4 separate regions of the Mus musculus genome follow, and all the other regions are linked to region 1. The links are chromatin loops, found by intact Hi-C in ENCODE. Cell type or tissue: heart. All regions are shown on one strand.

What was found. Peaks named below come from ENCODE experiments on the same cell type or tissue, not always from the same donor. Only the 100,000 strongest peaks of a DNase experiment are listed, where the experiment ranks them.
Region 2: a loop joins it to region 1, with 2.8 times the contacts of the local background. A loop is called at or near these places in 17 of 42 quality-filtered maps.
Region 3: a loop joins it to region 1, with 2.3 times the contacts of the local background. A loop is called at or near these places in 4 of 42 quality-filtered maps.
Region 4: it touches region 1 in a loop (8-fold over the local background); 20 of 42 quality-filtered maps call a loop at or near these places.

Annotation. Positions count from the first base shown.
Region 1 is chr4:134,877,294-134,882,293 of GRCm38, forward strand. It overlaps Rhd (Rh blood group, D antigen), which reads left to right. Exons shown (of 10, transcript NM_011270.3): 3 at 2,597-2,747. Among named protein-coding and RNA genes, the nearest start is that of Rhd, 15 kb to the left of the region's middle. In heart, CTCF peaks have their summits at 2,269 (motif pointing left) and 2,962 (motif pointing right); a DNase peak (open chromatin) is centred at 2,268; H3K4me3 peaks cover 830 bases; H3K27ac peaks cover 675 bases.
Region 2 is chr4:134,540,627-134,545,626 of GRCm38, forward strand. It overlaps Selenon (selenoprotein N), which reads right to left. Exons shown (of 12, transcript NM_029100.2): 4 at 4,855-5,000; 5 at 4,563-4,687; 6 at 3,959-4,096; 7 at 2,424-2,505; 8 at 2,087-2,275; 9 at 1,711-1,816; 10 at 197-309; 11 at 8-109. Among named protein-coding and RNA genes, the nearest start is that of Mtfr1l, 7.7 kb to the left of the region's middle. In heart, no CTCF peak of the experiment used is centred here; a DNase peak (open chromatin) is centred at 2,815; H3K27ac peaks cover 422 bases.
Region 3 is chr4:134,822,951-134,827,950 of GRCm38, forward strand. All of the region lies in intron 6 of Maco1 (macoilin 1), which reads right to left. Among named protein-coding and RNA genes, the nearest start is that of Maco1, 28 kb to the right of the region's middle. In heart, a CTCF peak has its summit at 2,904 (motif pointing right); no DNase peak of the experiment used is centred here.
Region 4 is chr4:134,790,540-134,795,539 of GRCm38, forward strand. No RefSeq gene overlaps it. Among named protein-coding and RNA genes, the nearest start is that of Ldlrap1, 25 kb to the left of the region's middle. In heart, CTCF peaks have their summits at 2,822 (motif pointing right), 3,027 and 4,655 (motif pointing left); no DNase peak of the experiment used is centred here.

The DNA.
Region 1 (5,000 bases):
ATGATGCCTCACAACTATCAGTACAGTTACAGTGTACTCATATACATAAAATAAATAAATCTTTAAAAAATTCTTGCAAAAAAAGTACACTGTAGCTGTTTTCAAAACAGAAGAGGGCATCAGATCTCGTTGCAGATGGTTGTGAGCCACCATGTGGTTGCTGAGATTTGAACTCAGGACCTTCAGAAGAGCAGTCAGTGGTCTTAATTGCTGAGCCATCTCACCAGCCCTAGAGAGGCGCTATCTTTAAAGACAAAAAACAGTGGCTGGTTATTGGTTATGCATGCCTTTAATCCCAGCACTCAGGAGCCCTAGGTAGGTGGATCTCTGTGAGTTTGAGGCCAACCTGGTCTACAGATCGAGTTCCAGGACAGCTGGGGCCACACAGAGAAACCCAGTCTTGGAAAATTTTTTTTTTTTTTTTAAAGATTTATTTATTACCTGTAAGTACACTGTAGCTGTCTTCAGACACACCAGAGGAGGGTGCCAGATCTCGTTACAGATGGTTGTGAGCCACCATGTGGTTGCTGGGATTTGAACTCTGGACCTTCGGAAGAGCAGTCGGGTGCTCTTACCCACTGAGCCATCTCACCAGCCCCCGGAAAATTTTTTAAAAAAAATTATATATATAATTAGATTACATTAAAATAATGATAACGGACATCTCACCCCTGAGAGCAGAGAACACAGCTGTTACTTGATCCTGGAGGCTGGGTTCCTCAGCAGTTGGCACAGGATGCCGACCACGTGGTACTTGCTCAGACCTGGGGGCTTACTGGTCCTTCGTGCATGGTGGATGCTGCTTCTAAATATCAGCAAATGACTTAGCAGAAGCAGTGTGGATCAACTGGGCAGCGAGAGGGAAGGCCTGGTGGGCGGGGCCTGGAAGAAAATGCCCCATGGACATACACACAGGCCTATCTGATGGAGACAGTTCCTCAGTTGAGGGTCTCCTCTCACAAGAGATCCTCCTGCCTCAGCCTTCTGAGTGTGGAGATTACAAGTATGCTGTTACTTTTATGTGGTAGTGGGGGGTCAGAAGACTCCCTAGAAAGTCCAGGCGGTGATCAACTTCCTTGTTGTGTCTGATGTGTGTTCAAGAATTCTGCTCTTACCGGAACTCCCCAGGTGTTGTCTCTATCCTAGACAGGAAGTCATCCAAGGTCCCGATATTGCTCAGTCAGCCTTTTAAAATCCCCCCCCCCCCCTTATTTTTTCAAGACAGAGTTTCATTTGTTGTGTAGCCCTGGCTGTTCTGGAACTCACTCTGTAGAGCAGGCTGGCTTCGAACTCACAGACATCCTCCTACCTCTGCCTCTGGAGTGCTGGGATTAAAACACATGCCACCACTGCCCGGCTGAATCAGGCTTTTTAACCACCCCATGTCAGGGTCTTCCCACACTGCCCACTGCCCAGTGATTTCTGTACTGAGCTTGTCAGAGCAGTAAGCACTCACTCATCAAGAATAGCCTGTCTGGTCGCAGTGACCACCGAGATTCCCCACATACTGAGTCACTCCTGGTCCACACAGGACCTCTTCCCCATGTCCTTCTCTTACCTTCCCCTCACACCTTTGAGCCTCATGAACAACAGTGATTGCTAGGAAGGCTGTGTGCAGATGAGTGGACTCTGGCTTTAGATCTGGCTTCAGATCTGGGACCTGAATCTCATGTTTGTTATCAGTAGGTACTAGCCATCCTTCCGACTCCCTAGCCTCTTGTACACTACAGAGAACGTAGTGCCGACCTAGCAATCCCTGCTGATGGAGGGCTGACCTTTAACCTTGGACATCTCCGCAGCCTCTAAACAGCATCCGGATGCCAGCTTCATTAAATTCCTAGGCTTCAGAGAAAAGCTCAGTGCCACCTCCCCCTGGAGGCCCTCCCTGATAAGCCCAGTTGGCACAGCTGTCTCAGGAAGCCCCGTGTCTCCCAAGCCAACCAAAATCACTTTGAAAACAAAACAAAACAAAATAACAACAACAATGTTTTTCTCTACCCGAATCCCAACACCAAACCTGCACACTTGTCCAGGAGAGGAAGGATTTGACAGTCTTCATAATGCCTGCCCCAATTTACGAGTTTCCTCTTCAAGTGCTTGCCATTGCTAATCATTTTTGTATTATATATGCATATACAATGTCTTCCTTCTAACCCCTGGCCCAGCTCCGGGGAAACCAATAGGTCATTCTTATTTTACTGGCGGATGCTCCGTAAGATTAATGAGCCGCTTGGGTGGTGGGCCAGCAGGTACACGGGCGCCCTCTACTGAGCATCTGAGTGGCCACGGCAGAAAGGAAGTGTGAGGTGGCAGTGAAATTCAGGCAGCTGTGTCCCTGAGGAAGAAAAAGCCACTTTGAGTCGCAGTGACTTGTAGGAGAGGCTCTGAGACTCCCAGCATCACTGTATCGTGTCTTTGTGCAAAGAAAACTCAGACCACAGGTGCCGCCCTGATGGAGCACAGGACAGCCCCACTCTGCCTCTGTAGCGTTCCTGTGGGCGGGGCCTGAAGAGAGAGAACTCTTCTTCGTCCTCTCATCCTCTCTCTCCCTCTCTCTCCCTCCCCTTCCTACTTGCCTCCTAATCCCGCTTTTCAGCATCCAGATAGCTACCATGAGCACCTTACCTGTGCTGATCTCAGCGGGCGCTGTCCTGGGGAAGGTCAACCTGGTGCAGCTGACCGTGATGGTGCTGATGGAGGCAATGGCCTTTGGTGCCATCAGATTTGCCGACGAGAAGGTCTTCAAAGTGAGTTCCCTGGGCTGTGAGGGGGGACCTTGTGAGGGGGATCTTGGAGAAGGTGGGGAGGTAGGACGCTACCCCAACTGGAACTGCAAGTGGTTAGGCTCCACTGAGGGTTAAACACAGCAAGCGAGGGCCTGGAGCTTCACAAGGTGTTTGTTTGTTTGTTTGTTTGTTTGTTTTATGTATCAGAGTGCTCTATCTGCATTACACCTGCCCGCCAGAAGAGGGCGTCCGATCCTGTGATAGATGGTTGTGAACCACCATGTGGTCCTGACTTTGGGAGAGCACCCAGTGCTCTTAACCACTGAGCCATTTCTCCAGCCTCTTCCTAAGGTTATTAAGGGATGCGTTAAGATGAATTCCCAGAATGCAGTAGTCAGGGTTCTCTAAAGAAAGAACTGATAGAATATGTATAATATTTCAGAGTGACTAACAGGCTAGCCCAGCTAGCCCAACAATCACTAACTCCCAATGGAAATCCCAAGAATCCCGTAGTTGTTCAGTCCGCGAGGCAGGGTGTCTCAGCTGGCCGTCAGTAGACACTGGAATCCTAAAGGAACCGGTCCTAGCACCCGTGAAGGACTAAACTTGCCAGTGAGAGTGAGGGCCAGCAGGCAAAGAGCAAGCGCTTTTTCCTTCCATGTCTAAGATCTCTTGGGTTTCAGTTCATTCTAGATATAGTCGACAACCAAGCATAGCCACCACACGCAGCTGGCACACCACTCACACCTCGATGGCAGTGGTCCAGCGAGTTACAAGTTGAGTGTCTCATTTTATGCTGACGGAGTCGTTGTTGTTGTTTTATTGAGACAGGATCTCACTCTGTAGCCCTGGCCAGCCTGGAACTTGCTATGTAGACCAGGCTGGCCTCAAACTCACAGAGATATACTTATCCCTGCCTCAAGAGTGCTGGGGTTATGGGGGCTGGAGAGATGGCTCAGTGGTTAAGAGCACCGACTGCTCTTCTAAAGGTCTCCTGAGTTCAAATCCCAGCAACCACATGGTGGCTCACAACCATCTGTAATGAGATCTGACACCCTCTTCTGGTGTGTCTGAAGACAGCTGTAGTGTACTCATATACATAAAATAAATAAATAAATCTTTAAAAATTAAAAAAAAAAAAAGAGTGCTGGGGTTAGCTGGGCGTGGTGGCACACGCCTTTAATCCTAGCACTCAGGAGGCAGAGGCAGGCGGATTTCTGAGTTTGAGGCCAATCTGAACTACAGCGTGAGTTCCAGGACAGCCAAGGCTATACAGAGAAACCCTGTCTCAAAAATTAAAAAAAAAAAAAAAAAAAAAGAGTGCTGGGGTTAAAAGTGTGCACTGCCACACTCACCGCTAGTGTCTCCTTTTAAAGCAATCTTTAAAGCCATCTCAAGGTTAGCATAACGTCTTTCTGAGAGGGGCTGTTGTGAGTCTAGGTTTGAAGCCAGCCCATAAGGGTGCCAGTCCAATGGCTTTCCCAGTCCTTCTGTCTGAACCCTGACCCTGCCGTGACCCCGAGGGATGAGATGGTCAGTCTTCTTACCTCATAGATGAGAAAGCCAATGCTCAGAGAGGGGAAGGAACTATGCCAAATCACACAGCATCATAGCAGCAGGGAGTCTCAGCCTCTGTTAGGAGTAAAAGCGCCGGAGTTGATGTCAGAGCCCGAGGTGCACCCCAGCTCTGCCCCCAGCAGAGTCCCCAGGATTAACTTCTTAGTGCCTCAGCCTCTTCATTTGCCTCTGGAGGGTGACTCCACTGCCTCAATGGTCTGGGGAGTGCGTGTATTAATCCACTGACGTGAGATGGCTCTGTGGGAAAGAGCGAGGTTGCTCAAGCATGAGGGTCTGAGTTCAAATTCCCAGCACTCTTGCAGAATCTAGGTGCAGTTGAGGATGTGCCCATAAGCCCAGCACTGGGGGTCGGGGAGACAGACAGACTGCTGTGGTGTGCTGCTGCTATCCTGGCTCCAGGCTCAGTGAGAGACCCTGTCTCAAGGAAAGAAGGTGGACTGAGCAGGACATGTGATGGCCTGTTTGCATTAACCTGAAAACACACACACACATCACACATCAAACATCACACACCACACATCAAAAGAGAGAGCGTCTTAGTGGTGGTTTCATTGTTGTGATAAACACCGTGAGCAAAGCAACTTTGGGGAGGGAGGGGCTTGTTTCAGTTTTGAGACTGCGGTCTATCATGAAAGCAAATTAGGGTAGGAACTCAAGGCAGGAACTAAGGCAGAACCCTTGGTGACCTGATGCTTG
Region 2 (5,000 bases), 340 kb before region 1:
GACCTACCACAGTGCCGTTGGGCAGACAGATCATCATCTCTACAGGAAAGCTGTACTTCTCCAAGTGCAGGCCTGCCAGCTGCCTGTGGAGTGGGTTCTCCTGCTGGGTCTGTGGAGACAATGATACTTCCTGGTATCTGGGCCCAGTGCTGTCGTGGGGACTCCCACAGGCCGCTCCCCCTGATCCCTTGCTCACCTGCAGGTCTTCTAGCTCCTTTACCAGGGACCAGGTACTGATGAAGCTCTCATTGAGGAGAGTGAGGATGGGCGGGCTTTCCAGGACAGTCTCCCGGAGAGTCCGCCCGGAACCTGTTCAGGGTAAGGCCAAGGGTGAGTAGCCCTGATTTTACAGCAATGACCTCAGCTTAGGTAAATTCCGTGGGGTTTTGGAATGTCTCCACACCCAGGTGAAGTAACAGGTTAAAAGAGTAGACAGAAGCTAGGAGTGGTGGCACACACCTGTATCCTAGCACTCAGGAGGCTGACCACAAATTCAGGGCCAGCCTGGGCTACATGGTGAGTGAGTTATAGGCTAGCCTGAGCTACAGACTGAGAGCCTGTCTCAAATGAAAAGCCAAGAACAGACTCTCAAGGAGTAGATGCTGAAGGAGGAAGTTGTAGGATCAGCATGGACAAACTGGCACGCCGAGCTGCAGCTGGGGGTGGCCCAGGGCCTGGTCACAGTGACCGATTCTCTCTCTCTCTTTTCTTTCTATTTTCTTTTAAATAAAAAGGTTTTTTTTTTTTTTTTTTTTTTTTTTTTTTTTTTTTTTTTTTTTAATGTGCTCGGCGTTTTGCCTGCATGTGTGGCTGTATAAGGACATCAGATCCTCTGGAACTGGGAATCATAGACAGTGGTGAGCTTCCACGTGGGCGGTGGGAATTGAACCCACGTTCTCTGGAAGAGCAGCCAGTGCTCTTAACCACTGAGCCATCTCTCCAGTCCCAGTGGCAGATTCTTGATTCCACTTCGTTCTCTGTCTCTAGGGCCTTTACACAGGCACGTTCCACTCAAACCCTCTTCCTCCTGTCATGTGACACACCACTACGCCACCTCTCACCATCCTAGGTTAAATGTCACTTTCTCCAAGAGGCCTCCCAGCTTCTCTTCTGTTACCCCACTTTGCCTTGCACACAGCTCGCTGCCCTGGGGTTACCTGCCCTGCATGTGTCTACACCACACTGGGATAATGCGTAGCTACGGCAGGGACCCATAATGTTGGCTGGGTGACAAGATTAAGGCAGGGGCATTGCTTATCTCATCTTTGAGCTAACTGTTAGATACTCAGAGAACTTTCCAGAAGGTCCTTGGCGGTCATTCTGGATAAGAAACCCAAGCCCAGCTTCTGGTACTGTCTCCTCTCTCACATGTAGATTTTACTTGACAGAATACACGATATGATGACACCCGATACCACGACTGGTATGCTCTGCCCACTTCATGGTTGAGAAAACTGAGACTCAGGGCAAGGATGTTGCTTGGTCAAGGTCACTAAATTAAAATGGCCAAGCATGAACACATCTGCCTGGCCTTTTTCCTACACTTTGGCATTGTCTTCTAGGCTCACCCAAGTACTGCAAGTGACCCTGGGACCTCAGTGGCCCAAGTCCTCATGGCTCCAAGTCTTGTTTGTCCCAGAGCCTCTTGTAACCTAGCCATAGGTATGAAACCCCCCGCTTCCCCTTAGAGCTGACCAGGGCTTCCCTCACCTCAGCAGGACTGGTCGTCCAGGGCCCCCCACAGCAAGATGGAATGAACAAGTTTCTTCTCAGCTCTGGCTCTGTCAAAGGCCTCCGTGAACGGCAGGTAGTTGACCTGTGGTCAAACCAAGACAAGCTACTGAGCGGCCGAGGCCCTGTTTGTGGTTGTGCCAGTGAAGTATTTATGTGTGTGTGTGTGTGTGTGTGTGTGTGTGTGTGTGTGTGTGAAGGGGCATAGCTGAGCCATGTGAGCCTTCTCCAAGCTCAGAGGAGCAGAAGGGACTGCTGTGCCCCAACGGTCCAGCACAGTAGCATGACTAGACCAGAGTTCTCAGCCTTGGCCTCCATCAAGGAGTCTTGCTCTGGCCTTCACGTTCAGCCTCACCTTCTTGAAGGGATACATGGCCACCTCCAGGCGCCGGGCAGCCTCTTCCCAGCTCAGCTCCTGATGCCACTTGATCTCCTCAAACACAAACTGGAGGGGTTCTCCTGAGGGCAGGCGGCTGTCAATCATGTTGCCGTCCTCATCTAGGATCACAGAGGGCACCGAGGGGCCCACAGCCTCCAGCTCCATCTGGGCCGGAAGTCAGTGGTGAGGGGTGTCTCAGAGAAGGGCCCTGAGAAACCTCCAGGGACGCTCTACTCTGCAGAAGTGGGGAGACGGGGCTCAGGGCAAGGCCTTGCAGCTGGACATATCTGGGTGGGGGCACCTGAGTGTTCACCTGGGGGACGTAGCCAATGTCCACCTCCATGTTGCTGGTCTCACTGGCCCCATACAGCCACTCCATGTCCACATTCAGGGACCTGAGGATGGCCAGGGTAAAACAACGTCACCATCAAAGCCCAGGTGACATCTTGTTTAATGCAAGCAGCTGAAGACACAGGGAGTTTGACAGCAGAGCCTGGGCCAGGCCTGGATAGTGCACAGGGCTCTCATAGCACGACCCATAGACTTCTCCTGACCCTTTGTGGCAGAGACAGGGGCAGTGCCCCGCTGCAGGACACAGGATGAGGCAGCAGTAAGACCCAGGTTGGAGCTGAGGCCCAGGACCTCCCGGCTGACTCACCCACAGAGCTCAGAAGTCTGGCTTGCTCAGTGCAGTCTGAAAGTCTGCCACACGGGGGAGCCCCAGGACCACCAAGCAATAGTCTCTGCAAAGTGACTGAACACCCTCAGAGGTGTCCCTGGGACCTGAATCTTAGACAGTCCTAGAAGCAGTAGATCCTGGCTAATCGTCTACCCTCTGTGTTATTTGGTTCTTGAATCAGGTACACTGGTGCCAGCTTCTGCCCAGAACTGGGTTCAACTCATGAAGGGGGTAGGTAGAACACCATGTCTCTGCCCTGCCCCTCTAGAGAGGGAGAGAAAGCACTCTAGTAAGTTCAGGCTCTCCCAACTATTGTTACCCCTGATCCATGGGTAAAACAGTCAGTCTTCTACCAGAACAGTGGGGAAACTGAGGCCCAGAGAGGGCCAGGGCCTTGCTCACAGCCACACAGCCCCCTGCTACCAAGAACAAATTTTGCATTGGGGCCTCAGGACTTCCAGCTCTTGCACAAGACACCATGGGCCTGCTTAAAGTCTACTTGCTATCAGGGAAGACTCTTGCCTCCCTACCCCCACCCCCCACCCCCCGCCAACACTCCACCCCTTGTCCCCAGATCTGCTGATGGGGCTGACCCAGAACAGACAAATAACTAGAGTAACAGTTGTCCCAGAAGTCCCACCAAGACCCTATGATGTCTGCCTTCTCTCAAGCCCATATATGTATTATTTCCTTCCCTCCCCAAGGATTTTGACTAGATGCCACCTCCTCTGGGAAGCCTCCCTGGATTACCATGGGCCCTGCCCAGCTGCTGACCTTCCATGGTGGCACAAGTAGGTGAGGTTCCATGTCTAGGAGGACAAGAGAAACTGAGTCTAGGGAGGACCTACAGCAGCAGTGGGACAATAGCAAAGACCCCAGCTGGCTTGCTTGGCCCTAGGGCCTTGGCTCTGTGTTGAGGTGGAGGTGGAGGGAGTGCCAAGTGCCTGGAGATTATCTGAGAAGATGGTAGGACTGCTCAGCGGTCTCCTGCTGCCTCTTCTTGGTCACCAAGTGGTGGCACTGGGGATTGAGGGAAGGGCAGAGACTGAAGAGTTTATGTGCCCCCTGATTTCTGAGCTCAGGGATAATAGTAGTAGCAGCAGCAGCAGCAGCAGCAGCAGCAGAACACAGGAGAAGGGTGCTGAGGCTGTGCCAGGGCTAGCTCCTACCTGTGATTGGGCACAAACAGCCTGAAGTCACGGATGTGTGTAGCATCTTTGGATAAGATGATATGGCCGGTGAACTGGCCGGGCGAGAACCAGAAGGGGAAGTCAGGAGGCTCGCTGAGCTGAAACTCCGCGTGGATCCTGTAGGGAATGGAGTTTGCTAAGCCTGGATCCCTCCCCAGTCTCTCCCAGAGCCCGGGGAGCCGTGGCCAGACTCCTGTGTGGTCAGAGTCAAGGAGAAAGCAGGAGATACCACCAATGTCACTCCTCTAAAAGGCTCTGTGCCATCTTCCTTAGAAGCCTTGCCCCAACCCTCTCTGCCATCCTTCTCCAGAGTGTGTGTGTGTGTGTGTGTGTGTGTGTGTGTGTGTATTTCATACCCTGGCCCTGTGTGTGAATGACACCATCCTGGTCACCAGCTAATTCCAGCTCAGGGCTAAGCAAGTTCCAGACACCTCTCACCAAATCTGTAGGAAGTTACTACTCCCCTGACCCACCGAGGAGGAAACAGATGCTCAGAGAACCGAAGCCCAACAGGGAGGGAGGTGGTAAAGTTGGGGGTCTCTGGCTTGGCTTTCTCCTACACTTCAAGCACAGTGACACTCACCGGAACATCACGGTGTAGTAGGAATCGCTGATGGCAGTCAGACAGGCCACGGTGCCCTGAGGGGCAAAGCGGGTCTTCACGAAGGGGCGTGGATGGAACATGCTTAACAGGCGATGGATGATGACCTAGGGCGGCAGTAAGATCCTAGCTGGTTTGTCAGCTCTGGACCCGAAGGCCCCAAGAGGGAGACTGAGGGGGAGGGATGCCTGGTTCTTGGGTCCAGGTTCCGATAGAAATGGCCACTCCCAAGGTGGCTCCAGGCAGAAGTTGCATCTCCCAGTGCTGTCCTTACCTCCTTGCCCTTGGGCGGTGGTGGGTAGAAGCGGTTGTTGGACAAATAGCCCGTGAAGACGCTCAGCTCCCCGGGGATAATCCACCAGGGCTGGCCCAGCTCCTGACCTGGAGGGGGCAGGAAGGGCCGGAAGTGGCGGGCAGCAA
Region 3 (5,000 bases), 54 kb before region 1:
ACTTGGTTGACATACATGACCTCGCTGCTTTCTGGTTTAACTAGAATTTTTGCCACATTAAGAATAAAAACATTTTTGGCTACTAACATTTTAAGTCTGTTTTAAAATATCCTGAGCCAAGAATTCACAAAATCCCCAGGAATGGTGCATGCCTTTAATCATAACATTCAGAAAGCAGAGACAATTGATCTCCACGTTCTCAGCTACCCTGATCTCCATAACAAGTTCCATGACAGCCTGAACTATATAGAAAGATCCTGTTTAAAACAAAAACAAAAACATACATACAAAAAGAAACAAAAATAAAAAAAGAATTCACAAAAATCAAGTTGGAACAGAGTCCTTTAGTAAGATAATGGGTTTCTCAAACCAAAAGAGGACTTTGGACTGGCCTTGGCAAATTCCCCAAGTTTTCTGGGAAAAGCCTATAGGCAACGTGTATACTGTATCATGCCCAAGTACCCAGACCCCCTTGCCTAGACGCCTTTACTTAGCCATTTCTCCAGCGTAAGGTTTCCTGGTCTCATACCTAGCGTCTTTTTCATTCACTCAGCTCCGTGCTCCCAGGTTACTCTCTTAGCTAACACATATTCATTCACTATGAACCTTTTTTTAATAAAGACACAAAGATGAAGACATTCTATTTTAATAGAATTTCACAATCTATTAAAAGGAAAGAACAAACAAGAGCTGTACCCAGCAGGCCAACACATTTTCTGAATAGGGGCAAAAGGTAAGTATTTGTGGCTTTGTAGCTACAGTCTGTCACAGCTACTCAACTCTGCCACAAAAGCAGCCACAGGAACTGTGTAAACAAGCGAGCTATGCTCCAACAAAATGCATAAGGAGAGCAGCTGTGTGAAGGTGGAGAGGGCTCAGTGGAGCAGAGTACACTCTTCCTGTGCAGATCTTGGTTCCTGACACCCACCTCGGGTGGCTCACAAGTCTAGTTCCAAGGAATCAATGCTCCCCTCACACTTCTCCCTGCACTGTACTCACATACAGAAAACAACACACGTGGGAGCCTGCCTGCACAGACACACACAGACACACAATTAAATAAAAATAACCTTGGCATGATGGCACACAAATTTAATCTCAGAACTCAAGAAGCAGAGGGAGGTCGATTTGTGGGACTTTGAGACTAGCTGGGTCTATACTCTTCCAGTTCCTGGCCAACTAGGATGACAAAGTGAGCCCTTTTCTCTAATAAATAAACAATATGTAACATTTTAAAAAATTAAGTATCAGGCCAGGCAGTGGTGTGAGCCCCTTTAATCCCAGCACTTGGGAGGCAGAGACAGGTAATTTCTAGGAATTCAAGGCCAGCCTGGTCTACAGAGTTATGGGTACCAAGGCTACATAGAGAAATCCAGTCTCAAATAATTTAAGTAAAAATATTTAAAAATAAAACCTTAAATAAACAAACAGCAACAACAAAAACTACAGTGTACTTATGTATAATCTTTGGGCCAGAGCAAGCAGGGACTGAGTTGACCGGAGTGAGCAGAGGTCCTAAAAATTCCCAACAACCACACGAAGGCTCACACTATCCATACAGATACAGTGTACTCACATACATAAATAAATAAGACTGTTGTAGACAAGTTTCTAGGGCACTTACTAAGTGATTGATGTGGGAGGGCCCAGCCCATTGTAGATGGTAGCACCCTGGGTTCTGTAAGAAAGCAAGTGGAGCAAGCTACGGGGGAGCAAGCCAGTGAGCAGCACCCCTCCATGGGCTCTGCATCAGCTCCTGCCTCCAGGTTCCTGCCCTGCTTGAGTTCCTGTCCTGACTCCTTTGGTGATGAACAGTGATGCTAAAGCAAATAAACTCTTTCTTCCCCAAGTGACTTTGCTACGGTGTTTGATCACAGCAATGATAACCCTAAGACAGAGACAACTGAGTTCAGCTTGTTCATCTAAAGATGACACACTCACTCTACTCAGAAACTAACACCTTAAACACAGCAGTTAATGGCATTCAACAAGCATACATACATCAAAATCAGACAAGCAAGAGAAAAAGAAATGGCAAGGCCTTCTCTAACCATAGTAGATAATTTTCTTAGAAAAATGCTTTTCTCGGCTGGAGAGATGGCTCAGAGTTAAGAGTACTGGTTGCTCTTTAAGAGGACTTGGGCTCATTTCTCAGCACCCACATGGCAGCTCACAACTGTAACTCCAGTTCCAGGTGGTCCAACACTCTAATACAGACACTTGTGCAGGCAAAACACCATGCATGCATGCATGCATACATACATGCATGCATGCATACATACACACACACACACACATGCATATGTATATATACATACACATAAATAATAAAATCAAAAATTTTTTTCTCCTTTCAAATGCTTTCATTATTATTCACCTGGAGAATTCTGGAAATGTGTGTAAGTAAAGAGAAAAAATGTCTGTCTAATATACCACAGGCTGTAGCTTTTGTCAACATTTCAGCTTTTCGCGTCAGATCTCTTTTTTGTATACATTGGGAAAGATGTTTCTAATTACATTGCTTTGTCTTCTTTATGGAGCCTCATATTGTGAATAGTTTCTAAAGTTCTTTAATACTCCCAAAAGTATGATTTTTACAATAACTGTACTAGAAGACAGGTGCAGTGGCATACTCTAATTCCAGCACTCAGGAGGCAGAAACAGGCAGATCTCTGTGAATTCAAACCCAGCCTGGTCGCTAGTGACTTCCAGGACAGCCAGAGCTACACAGAGAGACCCTGTCTCCAAAGTAAATAAAAAATAAAAGGTGCACACACCTTTAATCCCTGCAGAGACAGGTGGGTCCAGGACTATTTATATAAATTTCTCTCACTGTTGGATAGTTGGGTTGCTTTTCACAGGGTTCTCACTGTGTAGCTCTGACTATTTTTTTTTTAAAGATTTATTTATTATATGTAAGTACACTGTAGCTGTCTTCAGACACTCCAGAAGAGGGCGCCAGATCTCATTACGGATGGTTGTGAGCCACCATGTGGTTGCTGGGATTTGAACTCCGGACCTTCGGAAGAGCAGTCGGGTGCTCTTACCCACTGAGCCATCTCACCAGCCCAGCTCTGACTATTTTGAACTCACAGAGATCCAGGTTCTAGGATTAAAGGTGTGCACCACCACACCTAGATCCCTTTTATCCTCATAGTACATTAAAAGTTGAAAATAGCTGGGCGTGGTGGCGCACCCCTTTAATCCCAGCACTCGGGAGGCAGAGGCAGGCGGATTTCTGAGTTCGAGGCCAGCCTGGTCTACAAAGTGAGCTCCAGGACGGCCAGGGCTACACAGAGAAACCCTGTCTTGAAAAACCAAAAAAACAAACAAACAAAAAAGTTGAAAATAATTCTATAGAAGTTTTAAAACTACTTAAATATATTTTCTATTAACTTTCTGACAGCAAGTACTTCTCTAAAACAGAAACTTACTCTGGGGGTGCCTACAGGTGAAGATACAGTCCACACTGGTGACAACAGGAGGCAGCAGTCCCCAGGAGCAGGCAAGGGGCACAAATACCACAGCCCTAGGTCACTGGTCATTTGGGTCCTCAATCTTCTATACCAAAGGTAGATCAGGTAGCAGGAGGCAATTAGCATCACAATTAGCTGGGCTGCCTGAGAAGGCAGTTTCACCTCACTTGCAACACCAAACAAACACAGGAAACCTGTTTTGGTACTAAAATCATGTAAAGATGTTAAATAACTTGCAGCAAAGGTGTCACCTGCTTTATTTAGCCAATTTTGGGGAATTCCTTCTGAAATAAGATGCACAATAACTGGTCTCTCCACTCTGAACATCTGAAAGAACTTTCTTCTGACTTCATCGGCAGATAATAGGGAAGCTGTGGATGGACTCCTGCACGGCAGAGGCAATGGTGTGCGTCCAAAGGGGCACAGAGACCTGCTTCAGGAGTGAGAGATACTATAGATCCCATTTCTCTTCTCTTGCTATCACTCACAATATTAAAACCAATCAATACTCTGGTTTACATGTTTTACCATGATAAAAACTCTTCTTCAAAGAATAAATTGTCCTTGGCCTTTAAAAATGCCAAAGAAAGTGGAATATAAGAAACTTACTGAACTGAGTAAGTTACATACAGCAAAAACAAAAAACAGCCTCCAGTTCAGCTCTCAGCTTCCAGATTGAAGACAGAGTTAACAACACACCTGTTTGCCGGTCAGTGTCACATACCATTGTTACTTTTAGTTAATTAAGGTTGAGAAGAGGCATGTTTCTGACTAAATCTACATCTAGTATTATGTTCCCACATGGAATTTTTATCAAGAGATTTCCTTTTTCTTTTGTTTTAAAAATGTATTTGTTGTGTGTGCAAGTGTTTTGTGTGTGTGTGTGTGTGTGTGTGTGTGTGTGCATGTAGGTCAGAGGACAACTTGCCAGCATCTGTTCTCTCCTTCCTCCATGTGGGTCCCAGGGATCACCAGGCCTTATCTATGGATAATTTATTTTTTTTTATTTTTTTTGGCTTTTCGAGACAGGTGTAGCCCTGACAGTCCTAGAACCCACTCTGTAGACCAGGATGGCCTCAAATTCAGAAATCCTCCTGCCTCTGTCCCCCAAGTGCTGTGATTAAAGGCATGCACCATCACTGCCCGGCAGTAATTTAAATTCTAATTACAGAAAGAAACTAACCAATAAAACAAGCTCAGGGTAAAAGGACAAATTTCTTACTCTTCTCCCCATCTGTCAGTTTGATCATAGAGAAATTTGCATCAACAAGGCACAAACTCTTCTTGTTGTCTTTTTGTCAAAAAGAACCTTCGATAGGCAAACATAAAGAGGCAGGATGAACACACAGCGTCTTTTAGGACCACCAATCAGGCAGCATGTACATCTGTCCCCTCTAATTTAGAATACAGGAAAGGTTAAATCAAGTCTTTGCTATGCCTACACAGGTGCCTACAAACCCGTGTAAAGCAAACCACCTGCCTGCTGCCAGTCTCAGCGTTGATCAGGAACAACTCCTGCAGGCC
Region 4 (5,000 bases), 87 kb before region 1:
AGGCTGGGGCAGCAGCCTGCTTCCATCTCTGTTCCTAGTTCCTCATAACTACCTGCACCATGGGCACCCAGACCCACCACATCCAGGTTCCTCTGCCCCGGGGCACGGGGTCAGGGACAGTGCAGAGGTTAGGACATTAAATGGGTGTCACAAGTGTGCTGCTGGTGCCCATTCGCTGTGGTTGTTGCCATGGTTCTGGGGCTGATATAGCCCCGTGTGCTCGTCCACTGAGTTACACCGGCCTTCCTTTTCACTCTTTACCTTTAAATTTCAATTACTTATATATTTTTTGAGATTGTTCACACGTAGCCCAGGCTAGCCTTGAACTCATTATCTACTTTTACATTTCAATTACTTATATATTTTTTGAGATTGTTCACATGTAGCCCAGGCTAGCCTTGAACTCATTATCTAGTCAAGGATGACTTTGAACTTCTGGTCTACCTGGGGATGATTTTCAGTGTACATAGAGGGAGAAGGCAGGTAGTGGAGTCATCCAGGCTGAACATGGCTGGCTGGCACACTGAACCAGACCATGAGCAGAGGGAGGAGGAGGGGCAAGAGAAGAGCTGCAGACCAAGAGGCCAAAGACAGTCCACCAGGTGGGGCTGCCTGGCCACTTTAGACTTTTTGTTTTGAGCCATGGTCTGAGGTGTCCAGATTCTATAGCCCAGAAAAGCCTCCAACTAGAAATTCTCCTGCTTCAGCCTTCCAAACAGAGGGGTTTGCAACGCCAGGCCCAGCTCAATGGTATCCTTTACTATGCTGGCCGCAAAGGCCCATTTCCTACTTCAGGAGAGAGGATGAGCGAGGGGACAGACCCAGATGGGAACCCCATGCTGCCAAGTTCCTTGGCCTGGCTGACTAGTTTTGTCACCTCTCTGGTCCTTGAAGAAATACTCTTGGGTGAGGCTCTCCTAGAGGCCCAGAGAGGGCAAGAAAGCAGTCAGGAGCTGCAGAGCAAGACGGTGCCTAGGCTGGTACTAGAAGCCAGTGAATTTCTGCCCAGGCCTTGTTTCAGAGTCCCCAAGGCCTTCCAGCTCCACTCTGGTCCCACCCTGTACCCACCTGATCCCTTCTTTCCGGAAGATTCCACGCCCCAGTGGCAGCTATCACGGAGAGGCACTGAGGCCTCCTTCCTTCTCTTCCTCCAGAAGGTGATAGACTGGACAATGCAATTGAAAATTTTGGTCACATTGCAACGTCTGGGTTACCATGGTGACCTCACTTGAAATTTGCTTCACTGGGGAAGATAGTGATAGCAGAGTATTCACTGCTGGTGGCCCACAGCCACCGTGGGGTGCCCCATGGACTCTCATCACGGACGAAGCAGCTCCTTCAAATGTCTCCAAGGATGCAGGGGAGGGAGACGATTGGCCTGCTCAGCCCTGCACCCTGCAGCCACTGTCGGGAGAGGCACTCTCTGTCCCCTTTTAGAGGTGAACAAGTCAAGGCTCAAATGAGTGTGTGACTTATCCCAGGGCCACCCAGGATCCTGGCCCCAGCAGTAACTGAAAGGCTGGTGTTCCAGGTTTCAGGGCATCTTTGGTGGCTGCCAAGGTTGGGGACACCCAGCTACAGGGCTTCTCTTCCCTTCCCTGGTGAGTTATTCCCATGGGGGGGGGGGGCGCTGCTCTGTAAATGCCAGGCTAGTGGGTAGCTTTCACTTAGTCCTTAGTCCTTTGGGTTGGGAGCAGGGAGGGGATCCAAAGGCAGATGTGAGGGGACTCCAGGTAGAGCACAGCCTCTGCTTTTCAGACAGAGGGCCTTTTAGAGTAAAGTCCCTCATGGTGTTTGCCTCTGGTACTCCCTGCCAGGGTTTCATGCACCACCCCACCTAGTCTTATAGAAAGAGAGATGTGGTTTGATTGAGAAAGTCCCCATGGGCTTGGGGAAGGATTAGGAGGTGTGGCTTTGTGGGAATTGGGGTGTCACCAGGTGTTTACAGGTTCAAAAGTCCAAGTCAGGACCAGTGCCCTGCCCCGCAACCTGCTGCTTGTGGATTGGGATGTAAAGCGCTTAGCTAGTTCACAGCACCATGCCTGCCTTCATGCCACCATACCCACCACCATGGTGATCAGGGACTAGTCCTATAAACCATAAGCAAGCCCCAAATTAAGGGGTCTCTCTTGTGTGGGTTTTTTTTTTCCAAGACAGGGTTTCTCTGTGTAGCCCTGGCTGTCCTGGAACTCACTTTGTAGACCAGGCTGGCCTCAAACTCAGAAATCTGCCTGCCAAGTGCTGGGATTAAAGGTGTGCACTACCACTGCCCGGCTAGGTGCTCTCTTATAAGAGTTGTCTTGGTCACGGTGTCCCAATAGAATGCTAAGACAGACACGTAATAGAATGAACAAGAGAGCTCTCTCTAGACCAGGCCTTGCTCTGGTGCACAGCTGGAGTGGGCTGGGACTCTCCGCTGGAGGACAAGACCAGGAGGAAGAACCAGGATGGGTTCCTGTCTAGAAAATAGAGACTGTGGCTCAGAAACAAAGAAAGCAGCCGGGTGTGGTGGTGCACGACTTTAATCCCAGCACTCGGGAGGCAGAGGCAGGTGAATTTCTGAGTTCGAGGCCAGCCTGGTCTACAGAGTGAGTTCCAGGATAGCCAGGGCTACACAGAGAAACCCTGACTCAAAACAAACAAACAAACAAACAAACAACAAAGAAAGCAGCTGTGAACTTGGGAGCTCAACTAGGGAAGTGGACTTCAGCAACGGGTGAAGGTCTGGCTCTGATACCTCTAGTTGCATCCAAAAAAACGGGGCTTTGTGATATTCATGCATCCCGATTCAAATCAAACCTGTGACTTTAGTATGCTGCCACCAGGTGGCGGTATAACATGGCCACTCAGATTGAACTTGATTAAAAAGAAAAAATTCACTTAGTTTTCAAGACAAAGTCTTTAAAGACTTTCTGGCTGGGGAGATGGCCCAATGGGTGACATGACCGCTGTACATGAAGTTTGTCCCCCAGAGCCAAATAGGGTGGTGTGCTTCTAGAATCCCGGAGTTTCTACAGAGAATTGGGAAGCAGAAGACTCCAGATGTTAATGGGCCATCTAGCCTGGTATACACAGAAGATTCTCCTCTGACCTCCCCGGGTACACTGTGACATAGGCATACCCAGAGTCACATACACGATTTTAAAAGATTATTTGATGTCTCTCTGGTGTGTGATAGGGGTGGGGAGTAACATGTAGTATCTGCATTGGCCAGAAGAAGGCGTACAATCCCTTTGAGCTGGAGAGACAAGTGGTTGGGAGCTGCCCAGAGTCGATGTTGAGACCTGAATTCAGGTCCTCTGTAAGAACAGCCACTGTTCCTAACCACTGAGCCACCTTTCCAGCTCTACACTGAAATGTGTTGTTGTTTTTTAAAATTATAGCTATATAAATCTTATTGTTTAATTTTTAAAGATTTTAAAGTTTTAAATGTATGAGTGTTTTGCCTGCATGTATATATGTCTATATACCAAGTGCATGTCTGGTACCCATGGAGACCAAAAGAGGGTCCCAGATCTGCTGGACTGGAGTTAGAAACAGCTGCAAGCTGCCACCCTGTAGTTGCCTCCCAAGATGCTGGGAATCAAACTCAGGTCTTCTGCAATAGCTGCGAATCAGGATATTTTAAAGTAAGTCACCCATGATACACATGCTCCATTCTTCCCTGACGACCCATTGTTTTTTTAAAAGATTTATTTTGGGGCTGGTGAAATGGCTCAGTGGGTAAGAGCACCCGACTGCTCTTCCGAAGGTCCGAAGTTCAAATCCCAGCAACCACATGGTGGCTCACAACCATCTGTAACATGATCTGACTCCCTCTTCTGGAGTGTCTGAAGACACTACAGTGTACTTACATATAATAAATAAATAAATCTTCAAAAAAAAAAAAGATTTATTTTATTGGGGAGGGGCTGGGCTGGAGAGATGGCTCAGTGGTTAAGAGCACTGGCTGCTCTTTTGGAGTACCCAGGTTCAATTCCTATCGCTCACAGAGGGACACACAACTGTCTGTAACTCAGCTCCAGAGGACCTGGTGCCCTCTTCTGGCCTTCATGAGCACCAGACACACACGTGGTCCACAGACACACATGCAGACAAAATACCATACACATAAAATAAAAATAATGAAAGTGGGTTTATTTATTTATTTATTTTAATTTTATGGTTTTGGTTTTTCAAGACAGGGTTTCTCTGTGTAGCTCTGGCTGTCCTGGAACTCACTTTGTAGACCAGGCTGGCCTCAAACTCAGAAATCTGCCTGCCTCTGCCTCCCAAGTGTTGGGATTAAAGGCATGTGCCACCATGCCTGGTAAAAGTGAGTTTTTTTTTTTTAAAGGATTTATTTATCCTGTGTATATGAGTACACTGTAGCTGTCTTCAGACACACCAGAAGAGGGCATCAAATCCCATTACAGATGGTTGTGAGCCACCATGTGGTTGCTGGGAATTGAACTCAGGACCTCTGGAAGAGCAGCCAATGCTCTTAACCACTGAGCCATCTCACCAACCCCAATAAAAGTTTTTTTAAGAGTGAAAAATATGGGTTGGAGAGATGGCTCAGCATTTGAGAGCACTGTCTGCTCTTCCAGGGCTCCTGAGTTCAATTATCAGCAACCACATGGTGGCTCACAACCATCTATAATGGGATCTGATGCCCTCTTCTGGCATGCAGGTGTACATGCAGATAGAGCACTCATACATAATTTTTTTTTTAAAAAGTGAAAAATATTTACCTCATTATGTGTGTGTGTGTGTGTGTGTGTGCTGTGTGTGTGTGTGTGTGTGTGCTGTGCTGTGTATGTGTGTGTGTGTGCTGTACTGTGCTGTGTAGGTGTGTGTGTGTGCTGTGCTGTGCTGTGTAGGTGTGTGTGTGTGTGTGCTGTTCTCTGTGTGTGTGTGCTGTGTGTGTGTGTGCTGTGTGTGTATGTGTGTGCTATGTGTGTGTGTGTGCTGTGCTGTGTATGTGTGTGTGTGCTGTGCTCTGTGTGTGTGTGTGTTCT